2 separate regions of the Homo sapiens genome follow, and region 2 is linked to region 1. A link is a contact called in ENCODE Hi-C data. All regions are on one chromosome and are shown on one strand. Each heading gives the region's core, a stretch centred on a gene start or an enhancer-like site at or near the end of the contact. The rest is flanking DNA. Distances are from core to core; before and after follow the strand shown. Region 1 overlaps CHST15 (carbohydrate sulfotransferase 15). Region 2 overlaps CTBP2 (C-terminal binding protein 2).

What was found. Hi-C counts contacts between places; a loop is a spot of excess contacts on that map. Pooled maps may share reads with other maps.
Region 2: a loop to region 1 is called in a pooled map, with 23 times the contacts of the local background. The contact joins two enhancer-like sites. A Hi-C loop is called at or near these places in 5 of 37 single-sample maps with no recorded cell type and 5 of 50 pooled maps.

What each region holds. Positions count from the first base shown.
Region 1 is chr10:124,034,175-124,041,121 of GRCh38, reverse strand. It overlaps CHST15 (carbohydrate sulfotransferase 15), which reads left to right. Exons shown (of 8, transcript NM_001270764.2): 5 at 2,451-2,607. Among named protein-coding and RNA genes, the nearest start is that of CHST15, 56 kb to the left of the region's middle. RefSeq lists a silencer at 4,902-4,951 and an enhancer at 6,557-6,947. Within about 2 kb of position 5,066, at least 9 of the 41 ENCODE cell types and tissues checked have a DNase peak (open chromatin) inside an H3K27ac peak, as active enhancers do.
Region 2 is chr10:125,061,236-125,068,202 of GRCh38, reverse strand. All of the region lies in intron 2 of CTBP2 (C-terminal binding protein 2), which reads left to right. Among named protein-coding and RNA genes, the nearest start is that of MIR4296, 32 kb to the right of the region's middle. RefSeq lists enhancers at 4,623-5,220, 5,976-6,055, 6,466-6,515 and a silencer at 6,394-6,595. Within about 2 kb of position 3,327, at least 15 of the 41 ENCODE cell types and tissues checked have a DNase peak (open chromatin) inside an H3K27ac peak, as active enhancers do.

The sequences.
Region 1 (6,947 bases), core at 3,817-6,316:
AAAGAAATTAAGTCACTGGGAGTCACCTCCAGTATGATTTGGCTGTTATCTAGTTTTTTGCAAACTTGGGAGTCCAAACTCCCCAAATCTCAAGTCTGACTTACATTTCATTGTGACTCCTATACCATATGCCTCTGGGAAAATCACATGTTCTTATGAAAGAGATGAAAATATGTATTCTCCGGCCAGGAAACAGAGACTAAGATAATGAATGAAAAAGGAAAGCCTCAGTTTGGTCTCCTAATTTTGCTTGCTCCAAGATTTTAAAAAGAATGAAAAATAAAATCACTGTGCTGATATTTACTTAAAGCAGAGTTTGGTGAGTTCTATGGTAGTCTTGTGGTGTGACAAGTATCTAGCCCTGCTTGGGCCAGCGGCCAGCTCTGTGCCTTGCGGCCGTTCATTTTTCCTGTTCCTGGACTCTGTCTGCACCTCTGCAAAGTGGGATTGTTGGACCAGGTCAGTTCTAGACTCCTTCCAGCTCTGAAATGTGACTCAGCTCTGCCCCAGCGCTTCCTCTTTGTTAGATTCGGGGCAGAAACAGCAGGATCTTTCATCATCTTGGGCCCCTAGGTCAGAGAGGACCTTTCTTCTGCTGTCTTTTTGACAGCTAGAGTCACACAAGAGGTTCAGGATTCAAGTGGCCTGAACGTGATGGCTGAACTTGAGGCCGGAGCTTTAGACATGTTGAAAGTCTCCTGCCTCTACTCCCAGGTACCCATCGTGGTACTCTTTGTTTCTTGAATTGCCATCGTCCCCCTTATGTCTTAAGGTCCGAGAGAGGAGGGGCCGTGCTTTCCTCCCCTGATCTGTCCCTGGTGCCAAGCACAATGCTGAGCACGGATTAGACACTAAGTTAATGCTTCCTGGATGGACGAAGGATGGATGGTGGCTGGATGGAAGGAAGACAGTCAGGTGGATGGACAAACGCCTCCATGGCTCTAAAACCAGTTCATTTTTGAGATCTGACAGAATTTGTGCCAATTTAGCTAGAGAGTTCACTTGTCCTTTATATTCTTATTCATTGTGAGTAGAATTTTCAAGGGACTTCTGATTGACTCGTTTTTTCTGTATCCTAGGGTATTATCTCTTTAAAAAAAGAAAGAACAAAAGGCCAGAACAGAGCTGTTCACCTGGATGTGATTACGCATCCGACAGAAATGATAGGGGCCTGCAGGGATATGATACACTTGTCACTGACCAAAGAGACTCAGTCATCTGGCTCAGTCTCTCCCCAGATAAGTAACTTTCAGATGTGTCCTGTGGTCCTTGGCAAACTGTCAGGAAATCAAGTGTAGAGCTGATTGATGAATTTCCTTTTTCCTAAACACACACATATACACACACACATACACGCACACACACTGTCTCTCCTCAAACCCTCAGGAAATTTGGCTTCATCCTCTGAGAGAGTCTGTGCTGTTGGAATGCCTGCCTGTGTCTTGGCATCACCTCTGTGCTGGGACGTGTGTTTGCCATTTACATCCTTCACTCGTGAGGACCATGATGAAATGTGAAACTGGCTGGGACCCAGTTCCCGTTCACCCAGGCTGCACTGAGTAGGCGCCAGCTGCGTGCAGAGCAGTCGCCTCGCAGGAGACAGGGCGTGTGAGCCCTGTGGCAAAGCCCCTCTCTCTTTTAGTCTTAGAGTATGCTCTGTGATGAACAGTTACAGCTTCAAGGAAGGAAATCACACTCAAATTCCTCATAAGGGTTAGTGTTCCCACCCTCCTCCTTTCTCCTGACGCTTTGGAAGGAAATCATCTAGTACCAGCTCCAGGCTCCTGGTCTGCTAGACCAGTTCTCGGCTCCTCCCGGCTCTGAAATGTGGCTCAGCTCTGCCCCAGCTCTTTCTCTTTGTTAGATCCTGGGCAGAAATGTCAAGGCCTTTCATCATCTTGGGCCCCCAGTTCAGAGAGAACTCCATCTATTATTACTAGAACCATCTACTGTATAGAACATATATTGGAATACTATACAGGAAAACCATTTTCAAAACCACCTATAATTTCCCACCTAGATAACTGCTGTTTATGTTTTGGCGTGTTTTTCTGACAGACTGCATTCTCAGTGGGCCCTTAAAATGCCACAGAGCTGTGCACTGTGAGCAAAGTTAAATACTGTGAAACTGGGGGCCCAGGTGCTAGGGAAGGTTTCATTTTTGCTCCCCTTGGAAAGAGGAGCTCAGGGGTGGGGGCACTCAGTGTTGCATGGATCGCCTGGACTTCCAGACAGAAGTTTTTGGGGTGGAGGTGGGGTGTGGCTGTGGCAGGGGGGGGCATCCAACCTTCTCTCTTTGGAGTCCCAGATGCCCGCAAAGGCTGACAGCTTGGCCTCTCCCGCTGCTTAAGAGGAAGGCATCGGGGCCAGGTGTGGCCTCTGGCACCTAGAGCCACTCCGTGGGAGCCTGAATCACACCCCTGCTCACTTGGAGTGTTTTCTGTTTCCAGGGGAGGCCAGTGCCTCCACGATGTGGGATAATAATGCCTGGACGTTCTTCTACGACAACAGCACGGATGGCGAGCCACCGTTTCTGACGCAGGACTTCATCCACGCCTTTCAGCCAAATGCCAGACTGATTGTCATGCTCAGGGACCCTGTGGAGAGGTGAGCAGTTTCTGTGTGTTGTATTTGGGGTGAGAAGAGGAACTTTTGAAGAACAGTGTTCCCCTCTCATGACAAATAAGATTTTGTCTCCTTTAGAAAAAATTAAACAGGTCGGGTACAGTGGCTCATGCCTGTAATCCCAGCACTTTGGGAGGCCGGGGTGGGTGGATCGCCTGAGGTCAGGAGTTCAAGACCAGCCTGGCCAACATGGTGAAACCCCATCTCTACTAAAAATACAAAAATTACCAGATGTGGTGGCACACTCCTATAGTCCCAGCTACTCGGGAGGCTGAGGCAGGAGAATCGCTTGAATCCAGGAGGCGGAGGCTGCAGTGGGCCAAGATGGTGCAACTGCACTCCAGCCTGGGTGTCAGAGTGAGACTCCATCTCAAAAAAAAAAATAAAATAAAATAAAAACAAACAAAAATAAACGGAACTTGCAACGTTACTGCTGTTTCTTACGTAAGTGTTATTCTTGAGGCTGTCCCCACTGAGTTGACACATGTTGCAGATGGTTTTCTTAACCATTCTGATCCTGGTCTGTGTGACTTCAGCCCCAGCAGGCCTGACCAGGGGCACAGGACGGTTCCTTGGTACTGTCAAGGCGAGGGAAACACCCTTAGAATCAGGGGTGTAAGCTTCTCCACGTGGTTTAACTCCTAGAATTCTGTGTCTCTCCACGTGGTTGATGCCTTTATCCTTGTCTGCGTTGAATGTACAGTTTCCAGCTTTCCTTGAGAGACCAAAAGGAAGAACAATGCTGAGCAGAGCAGCTTTGCTTTAAGATCAAGGGTTTCCCAGTGTGGGTGAGGCCAGGGTAGTGGGATATTGAACAGCCACTATGGGGCGGCCTGGCTGGCACTGGGCACTGCTTGCATCATTTATGCCTGTGTGAATGCAGAATCTCAGGGCTGCCAGGACCTGAAAATTATTTGGTCCAGTGCTCCCTCCAATACTTCCACATCAGAGCTAAGGGGGCACCTGTCTAATCCGAGGCCCTCTGAGTCAGGGAATTCTCCGCGCAAGATGGCCAGTGTAGCTTAGGACAGCTGTGTTCCTATTTTGAGACCAGGTCTGTTTTGGGGAAACATCCACTCATTGGTCCTCTTTCTTCTCCATAGAGTCAGACAGACCAAGTCTAATCCTTCCAAAACAGGAGAGGCTGGCGATATTTAAAGACAGGGACCACAGCCCTTTGTGTCTTATTTTCCTTTGGGCCAACTACATCTTCTTATGGATTGAATTGTGCCCCCCAAAAAGATAAGCTGAAGTTGTCTCCCCCAGTGTGTATGACTGTGACCTTATTTGGAAATAGGATCTTTCTTTGCAGATGCACTCCGGTTAAAATGAGGTCATACTGGATCAGGGTAGACCCTCACCCACCCTAAGACACAGGGAGCATGCCTCTTGACGAGGCTGGAGTGATGCTGCCACCAGCCAAGGGGTGCCAAGGAGTGCCGGCAGCCACCAGAAGCCAGGAGAGGAGTGGAACAGATTCTCCCCTGGCATCCCAGAGGAACCACCTCTGCCCCACACCTGGGTTTCAGACTCCAGCTTCCAGGACACTGAGGGAAGAAAGTCCTGTCATTACGCACCACGAGTTCGTGGTGATTTGTCCTGGCAGCCCCGGGAAACTGACCCCTGGGACCCCTTCTTCAGGTGGCATACCTTCCTGGCCCCACGTATTTGCCAATTATAACAATAAGGCGTGTTTGTTGTGGAAATTTTGGAACATATATTGGAAAACTGTTTTCAAACTATTAATTTCTCACCTAGATAACTACTATTTATGTTTTGGTGTATTTTCTTCCAGACTTTTCTATGCAAATAAGTGTGTGTGTGTGTGTGTGTGCACATGGGTGTGACAGGACAGTCTTATGTCCTGCTTCTTTCACTTTGCATTGTTGCCCCCCAGAAACATGCTTTAAAGTCTGCTCTGGTCACACTTCTGAGCTGATGTCCCTCTTGTGGAGTCTGCATGGCTCCCGCTGCTCTGAGTATGACCTGGTCAGGGAGAGGCTGGATCTGCCCTCCCTCAGCCCCAGCGCTCTGAGCCTGAGCTCTTGGTGGCTGTCCCGGTGCCATGCCTTCTAGCAGGTGCCAGGTGTGGTTTCGCTCCCTGCTCTCTGCATCTCCCAGCCCAGGACTTCTTCCACTCTGTTCTGAGGCAGGCACTGACTTGCCGTCCCTTGCCATGTCCCACCTGCTGGTTCCCGTGTTTTGGAGGCAGAAATCGGCCCTGCTGAGTGGTCTCCCTCCATCCAGCAGGGCTGACGCACACTAGCCGAGCTCTCATGGTGACATAACTGTCACCTCGAGCTGACCCCTCGCCGCCCCCGGAGGTGTTTGCATAGCTGCTCTGCCTCCCTCCCCGACACGGCCCCCAGCTGAAGGGCGCAAGTGCTCGGTGTGCTCATCAAATGTTTTCCTGTCGCTGCTGCTTAGTTCCTCATTCTGAGAAAGGTCAGACCACGCCTTAACCTCAGGGGCCGAGAGTGCACACAGCAGCCTTGTGTACTGTCTGGGCACAGAGAGGTGGGGGCCCATCTGTCGGGACTGGGTTTGGTGTGTGTCAGCCCTGCTCTGGGCCCTGGGAGACTGGAGCTCCCAGTGGGGACGTGGGCATGGCTGTGGTTGGTTGCAGTTCTGCAGAGTAGGAGGTGAGGAGAGTGGGGCTCCAGAGTGGGGAGATCCAGAAGGAACTGACCTGGAGAAGACTGATGCCAGACTGGGTTTTGAAGGATGAATAAGAGTTTGCTGTGTAAACAAGGCAGGAAGGTGGGTTAAGATGAAGCCTTCCAGGCAGAGAGGAGGACAGGTGCAAAGGAAAACACCACATGTTCTCCTGTTTAGGGTGGAGCCAAGGTCCCTGTTAGGGGTTGGAGCCAGGGTCCGTGTTAGGGGATGAAACCATGGGCCCTGTTAGGGGATGAAGCCAGGGTCCCTGTTAGGGGTGGAACCAGGGTCCCTGTTAGGGGGCGGAGCCAGGGTCCCTGTTAGGGGATGAAGCCAGGGTACCTATCAGGGGTAGAGCCGGGGTCCCTGTTAGGGGGTGGAACCAGGGTCCCTGTTAGGGGGTAGAGCCAGGGTCCCTATTAGGGGTGGAGCCAGGGTCTCTGTTAGGGGGCGGAGCCAGGGTCCCTGTTAGGGAGTGGAGCCAGGGTCCCTGTTAGGGGTGGAGCCAGGGTCCCTGTTAGTGGGTGGAGCCGGGGTACCTATCAGGGGTAGAGCCAGGGTCCCTGTTAGGGGTGGAGCCAGGGTCCCTGTTAGGGGATGAAGCCAGGGTCCCTGTTAGGGGGTAGAGCCAGGGTCCCCGTTAGGGGTGGAACCAGGGTCCCCGTTAGGGGGCGGAGCCGGGGTCCCCGTTAGGGGGCGGAGCCGGGGTCCCTGTTAGGGGGCGGAGCCGGGGTCCCTGTTAGGGGTGGAGCCGGCGTCCCTGTTAGGGGGTGGAGCCGGGGTACCTATCAGGGGTAGAGCCAGGGTCCCTGTTAGGGGGTAGAGCCAGGGTCCCTATTAGGGGGTAGAGCCAGGGTCCCTATTAGGGGGTAGAGCCAGGGTCCCTGTTAGGGGTGGAGCCAGGGTCCCTGTTAGGGGATGAAGCCAGGGTACCTATCAGGGGTAGAGCCAGGGTCCCTGTTAGGGAGTAGAGCCAGGGTCCCTGTTAGGGGTAGAACCAGGGTCCCCGTTAGGGGGCGGAGCCGGGGTCCCCGTTAGGGGCGGAGCCGGCGTCCCTGTTAGGGGGTGGAGCCGGCGTCCCTGTTAGGGGGTGGAGCCGGGGTCCCTGTTAGGGGGTGGAGCCGGGGTCCCTGTTAGGGGGTGGAGCCGGGGTCCCTGTTAGGGGGTAGAGCCGGGGTCCCTGTTAGGGGTGGAGCCAGGGTACCTATCAGGGGTGAAGCCAGGGTCCCTGTTAGGGGGTGGAGCCAGGGTCCCTGTTAGGGGATGAAGCCAGGGTCCCTGTTAGGGGATGAAGCCAGGGTCCCTGTTAGGGGTGGAGCCAGGGTCCCTGAGTATGTTTCTTTCTTCCTGGAGTTCTGGTCCCACCTCTGAGGATACCAACACCACAAAGGTGAGTGCTGGAACAGAAGACAGCAGCACCGTGCAGGTGCAAGCGGCTCAGCAAGGAGCAAGACCTGCCAAACTCTTCTCTCTTACCCCAGCCTGAGTCTGCCAGCTAGAAGGAGGCTCACAGTTCACAGCATGGTCCCCCCAAGTAGTCACCGTGTTTTCTTCTTTTAATAACAAATACTCTATGTATCCTAGGAACTGAATGTGAAAGCTTCTTGCCTCCCTGGTCCTCAGCCTAACAGAAATAGTTGGTCAATTCAAACACATATTCAGCC
Region 2 (6,967 bases), core at 2,078-4,577, 1.0 Mb before region 1:
GATGGTCGTGGGGCAGAACTCTGGTGCAGCTGTGAAGCTTCCCAAAATCCTCTGGAGTCTGTGGGCCTGGGCCGCATGGTGAAATTGGCTGTCATCTTCCTCGCTTTGCTTTCTGGCTGCTTGTTGGGGCTGAGTTGAGGCCCATCTGACTGTCTGGAGGTAGTGGGTATTCATCCGTTGTTGCTTGGCACCAGAGGGCAGGTAGATCCTGTGGCAAGTGGACAGGTGAGAGGCCCACCAAGGAGAGGTGAAATTGGGGGTGCCTCCTAGGGTATACATCGGACCCGCCCTGGGTCTGCAGCCCGGTGGCTTCTTGGGCAGACACTGCACTTGGCGGCTTCAGAGGTGAGGGCACAGAATGACGCGGGTCAGGGAGTCCCACCATGGGCCCTGCCCATGGGACTTGATGCTTGGGTCAGTGTACAGGTCAGGGCCTTCCTTGAACTAAAGGCTACGTGCACAGACTGACAGCTGACACTTGCTATAACTTACTGCTTTGAGAGAAAGAGAATGAGGGTTATGCGTGCCATTAATATTTTCCTTTGATTTCTCTCATATTTTGGTTTACATTATATCCTTTGCCTGGGTTTTGAGATGGTAAGATAAGAAGTTTGATAAATGGCATATATAAAAGCAGTTTTTTCCCTTCTAAATGGATATTTTTAAGAACAGTTTGATTTACAGAAACGTCTAGAAGGTTACATGGAGAGTTCCGTATCTCCTCACCTAGTTTCCTTATTATCATTTGACATTACATTAGTATGAGACATTTATTAAAATTAATGAACCAATTATCAATACATTAATATTAACTGAAGTCTACATTGTATTCTGATGATCTGATATCCTTTTTCCATCCCAGAATCCTGTCCAGTTTTTCACCTTGTATGTCACTGTCTTTCTCCTTAGGCCCCACATGGCGGTGGCAGTTTCACAGTCTTTCCTTATTTTTGATGACCTTGACAGTTTTGATTATGATAGTATATTTTGTGGATTGTCCCTCTACTGCAGTTTGTGTGATGTTTTTCTCATTCCTGGGCTGGGTTATGGGTTTCACAGAAGACTTTTTTTGTGTAATCTCTAAATAAAAAAATTCTTGAAAGAAAAAAGTGTAAGCCTTTGCCGGCCAATAATGAATCGCCCCACATAGCAGGTGGACGTGGGGGGTGTCTGGTTGTCCATCAGTAGGAGTCGCCCTTCCCTTATACCTGGGCCTGGTGGTCAGGCGGGGACTTCAGGAATTCAGCAGCCTTGCCTGCGTTCAGCTGACCAAAGACTTTTCCATGGAGCTGGGAAGACTGCCCAGGGGAGATAGGAAGAGGCACGTCGCACACACTGGGCTTCCCTGGAGACTTCTGGATTCTCGAGTTCACCCTGAGGCATTTACTGATCGACACATGGGCTAGTTCCTTTTTTGTTACATTTTAAAATTCTGGTGAGGTCGTTCCATTTATGGATAAGAAACCCCCAGGTGTGAAGGGCTCAGGTGATGTACCCAGAGTCACACAGCTCACGAGTCAGTGGCAGGACTGGAGATTACACTGAAGGTTGGTGCACTGTGCTCCCTGGCTTCTGTGCAGGTGTCACCCTCCTCCACCAGGCAGACTTTGAGTCGTGCAAACAGAAAAGATGCTGCCCACACTTCAGGGCCATGCTTCCAGTCCCCGTGAGCTACCCCCAGCAGGCTCCTGTACGAAACATGACAGCACTTTCTAGGGTGCTTGGCCGTGCCTGCTTCCCCCGTTACATCTGCGCACCCTGCTTGCCTTCCGTTCCTGCCCTGCACTCACCTAGCATGGTGCATGCACCTGACTGCTTAGAAGGCACGGGACGTTCTGACTTGATGTTTTCCCGATTTCTCGCTGGTCCTGATGTTGGTAGCTCCATGTGACACAAAGCATTGAGTCTCTGGCTCTGCTGGGGTTAGGATTTGGGATGTGGCTTGGTAGAGGGGTGGCTGCCTGTGCCTAGCCATCGCCATGTTAACAGAAGCTGTGATGTAGGGGCTCATAGCTCACATCCCTCAGCCAAGAGCCACTGGTCACTCAGACGTTGTCCTGGGTGTTAGGACATCAGCCTGAGCATTAGAGGGAGTTCACCATCAAGAAGATGACGGCTTTTTTTTTTTGGCTAGAGTGCCATGGCACAATCAGGGCTCACTGTAACCTCTGCCTTCTGGGCTCAAGCGATCCTCCCACCTCAGCCACCTGGGTAGCTGGGATTACAGGCGCATGCCACCAAGCCAGGCTAATTTTTGTATTTTTCTTAGGACAGGGTTTCGCCATGTTGCCCAGGCTGGTCTCAAGCTATCCTAGGCTCAAGCTATCCGCCCACCTCAGCCTCCCAAAGTGTTGGGATTATAGGTGAGAGTCACCACACCCAGCCGATGATGGCATTTTTCTGATAGACTGGAAAGCCAGCTGAATGAAATAGCTAGAAGAGGACAGTGACCCTCAGCTTCTTCATATGGAGCACGAATGGATGTAAATTTAGTGGGATTTCTTTTCCACTGGGGCTGGCCACAAGAGCTGGCAGTGTGCTCCTACAGTGAGTCCCTCCTCTAACTTTACCTCCCACTTTCTCCCTCCGGCCCCCTTAGCTCTCAGCTCAGAGACCCACAAAAACAAATCCTGGGGAGCTGACTGCGCAGGATGTGGACTTGGTATTTCCCTGATACTGGCATTTGTTAGCCGGATCCTGCCTCTTCCCTTCGCCACCTCGCCTTCCCCAAAGCCCCTGCGGGCTTTGCTCTTCCTTCCCTTTATTTTGCTGAAGTTGACAGTCAGGTATGAGCTGCATTAAAATGTTGACTCATCCTTGGGTTGTTTTCAATTTTTTAAAAAGTGCACATTGAGAAAAGCACAGATTCATGTGTGCAGCACAGGAAATCATCACAAAGAGAACAAGGCTCTTGTTGGGGGCATTTGAGTTCAAGCAGAGTGCCCCAGTTGCAAGACTTCCATTTGGATCTGATGATGGCTGGACCTCCCTGGAAAGACTGGAACCTGAAGAGCCCAGTCAAAGAACAGTCTGTCAAGCAGCCCCTCCGCAACCACAGTTTTTGTGCAGAGTGGTTTGGGGAGCCCATGGAATGGGGACAGTACGATGTATTTTCTAGTGGCAAACATTTCATCATCAAGTGAGAGTTTCTTTGCTGGGCATTTCCTGTTCTGTGTGAAACAGTTGTGGTTACCTGTGGGTGTGTTTCAGATAATCATTAGAGCATATTCTCTGCTCGTTAAGCAGTAAAACCAGTGAGGTGGGGAAGCTTGTGAAACTGAAATCCCAAATATGCAAAACTTGGCAAGAAAGTAGAGAAGAGCCAGACCAGCTCTGAGCTAAGTCACCAAACCAGAAAGGTTTCATTCTTTGTCTTTTCTTCCTCTGTCTTTAACCACAAGCCTTGGGCTGAATCCCCACATCTCACTACACAGTCAGGGAAGCAGGGTCAAGGCTGACTGGGGACACTGGCGTGGCGGGAATGGGTGAAGTCTCCTGGGTGGATAGTCACCTCTCTGCCTTTTTTGAAACTAAACTTCTCTGATTTTTATTTCAAGTTGTCCTGAAGAACATGATTCTAAAACAGATTCAGAGCACGCACTCTGACTATAAATAGAACATAAGGCAAACTTGGACAATGGATTGTGGCACTTTTTTTTCATGTACCTGAAATTCTTAGAGTTGGGGCTCTCTTCCCTTGAGAAGTAGAACTGCTATTCTTCGGAGACCGATGGGTGACCTCAGCATTGTCCTCACCAAGAACGCTGTTTCCCCAGGGATTGCACCCCTCCCACCACAGTTATTTTTCTCTGAAGGCCTGAGTTTGGAAGAAGTACTTGCCTGTTCCCGTAATTATGGAAACCGGAAGGTAACTTACCTGTTTGTGCCTGGCCTAATTCAGATTAGAAAAAGATCAATCCATTGTTGTCTAATGGACAGGGGACAAATGATGAAGAAAACAGAAATAGCCCATAAAATGATAGGGATGTCCCGGCTCCCAGGCAAACTCTGGTGAAAACCGAGGAGACTATGGTGTTCCCTGAGGTATTCACCATCTAACTGTCTTCCACACCATATATATAAGCTGTTTATAAATTCTTTGTCCTGGCCAAAAATACAAAACCTACTGGCAGTGATTTATTTTTTTAATGCATTTTAAATAACTGGATTCCTATGTGGAATTGGAGTTGGATAATTAAATTACGATGGCCTCTAAAGTTGGGGTGCGGGGGGTTGAGGGCTTCAGCAGAGAGCACCCCTGGAAGGTGGCACTGCAGCCTGGGGGTGGGGGAAAACCGTGCCTGATGGAGTTGCTGCAGGGGTCCCTACACGGGGTGTCCACCCTTCTTGCCCAGACACCCTGTGGCTTTGAGAATCGCTGTGACATAGCCACGGGAGAGCTGTGTCTGCTTAATGCTTTTGTTTACTTTGGAAGTTTGTCCTACATGAATGAATTCGCAAAACTTACATTCCCCGTAAAGCTGTCACTGAGAGAAAACACAGCAATAACTCAGGTGATGTAGTTAAACCACCATTGAGTTTGCGCCATCCATGAGCTGATAAATCGTACAGCTTCATTTGGTAGGAATCAGCAATTTTATGTGGCAATTAATTTTTACTACTGTAGGGGAGCCAGAGGATGAGCATTTTACTTCGGTTTTGTGTGTGTTGAGAGAAACTTAACGGTTTTGCCACAGCAAGAAAGGATCGTGCATGAGGCCTTTCGCACGAGTCGACGTGTTTGGGTGTTATCCTGGGGTGTCCTTGCCAGCTTTTGTTGGTTCCTCACGTGGGCAGAAGAGTGAATGCTCAGTCCCCATCGGGGTGCCACAGGCCTCATGACGTGTGGGGTAAAACACGTATGTGGCTTGCGGAGAAATAAATTCTCCGTATTTCTTAAGTATGATGTTTTTCCCCACCAGACCGATTCGCCCATGCTGTTTCCACATCAGAGATGAAGATGTGCGCAGAGTAACACGTAATTAGCTTTCCAGATTGCTTCGTAGAAGGATAATGTGATAATTTTCCCATTGTTCGTTTTTGGTTCCACCAATGATGGCCATTTAGCACAGCACACAGTTGCGGCTGAGGTCCAGCTCGAGGCTGGCCGAGGCTGTGCACAGCTGCCCAGGGCCCTGCCTCGCTGCTGGGGAGCTGTCCTTTCTTTGGCTGAGCTCTCTTCCTGTGGAGGCCCAGCCTGCTCACTGGAACGCCAGAAAGATCATCTGAGCATAGTTGTCTGTTCAGCCAGCCTCTCTTGGGGCCATTAGGAAAACGGGTGCACAGCAGATGTTGTTCCTTGGGTGCCCTCAGTGGTTTATTTTTTATTTTATTTTATTTTTTTGAGATAGAGTCTCGCTTTGTTGCCCAGGCGCCCAGTGGCGCAATCTCAGCTCAGTGCAACCTCCATCTCCCAGGTTCAAGAGATTATCCTGCCTCAACCCTCCTGAGTAGCTGGGATTACAGGCGTGTGCCACCGCACCCGGCTAATTTTTTGTATTTTTAGTAGAGAGGAGGTTTCATCATGTTGACCAGGCTGGTCTTAAACTGACCTCAGGTGATCCAGCTGCCTTGGCTTCCCAAAGTGCTGGGATTATAGGTGTGAGCTACCGCACCCGGTCCCTCCGTATTTTTTATTACTGATGGCAGCGACCCTAACCCTAACTCTAACCCCTCGCGCTGAGTTCTGCTGCGTGCTGCCAGCGGGTGTCTGCTGTCCCAGAACCTCCCCGCAGCCTTCAGAGTTGTCCCCACGTTACAGTGTTAGAGCTTTAAACAGGACAGACTTAAAAAAGCAGATGTCCTCATCACCCTCATTTCACGTGCGTTCTCTTACAGACACACCCTACTAGGCCATTATACAGTAAACCCTAGCTTCTATTACATCAACAAATAGTTCAGTGTATTTTCCTAAAATAAAAGGACTAACATTTGCTGAGTTTTGAGAGCACCCCTGTGTCCCCCCATTCAGGGGCACCTCTTTCTAGTAGTCCAGAACCGAGGCTGGACTCAGTCGTCCCCTGCTCACCCCGTTTTCCCCTGTAGGCACCGTTTTGAGTCCGCTGGGTTCTGCTTCTCCAGCCCTGGTGGGAGCAGTCGCTAAGGGCCCTCTCGGTTTAGCAATTGAAACAGGAAGTGAAACACACAGGAGTTTAGGTCCATCACAAACTCAGGGCGTGGACGATCCCTGGGCTACCCGGCTTCGGTCCCACCTCCACCCCAGCTGTGTCTTTGGCCCGTTGTTTTCTACCCTGGGCCTCTGTTTAGTCATTTTAGATGAGGAAAGCATACCTGGTTCCTAAGACTGTTGGGAGGAATGAGTGAATTCATGCAAAGTGACGGGAACAGTGTCCAGGATGCCGTGAGCCGGGGAGCCTGCTTATTGCTACAGCTGCTCCTCTCAGTAAGGGTGTGACAGTTGCAGTGACCGTGAGGAGGTGGCACCTCACCGAGGTGCATCTGAGAACCCAGGAATGCAGGCCAGCTCACAGGTCCAGGATGCTGCACGGGGGCTCCGTCTGGCCTGTGGTACCAGCTCTCAGTTGCCTCTGGCTTGGTGTGGGGGCCTCAGGCTTTGCTGCCGTAGACGCTGTTATATCCTCCCATACCCAGATCACCTGGTGTCTGAGTCCCAGGCCACTCCTGGAACTGGGATGTGTGGGATTTGGTGTCAAACTGGCTGTTCCTTGGAGCAAGGAGGAGGAGAGGTGAGGGAGGTCCTGTTCCTGGCGCTGCAGGGCCTGTACCCCTTCCTGTCCACAGGCCTTCTCTGGCCTTCCCCTGGGGCAGCTAGGGGTGTGGAGCAGGGCGGCTGCCAGTGGAGCCACCGTCAAGGGAAGTGTGGGTGTCGCCCCGGATGCCCAGCGAGAGCTTTCCCCTGAACCAGAGTGTCTGGTGCCAACAGCGCCACCAGAGGGGGCCGTTCCACTGGAAGTCCTATCGGGAAGTATTTTTACAGCGCTTGGCT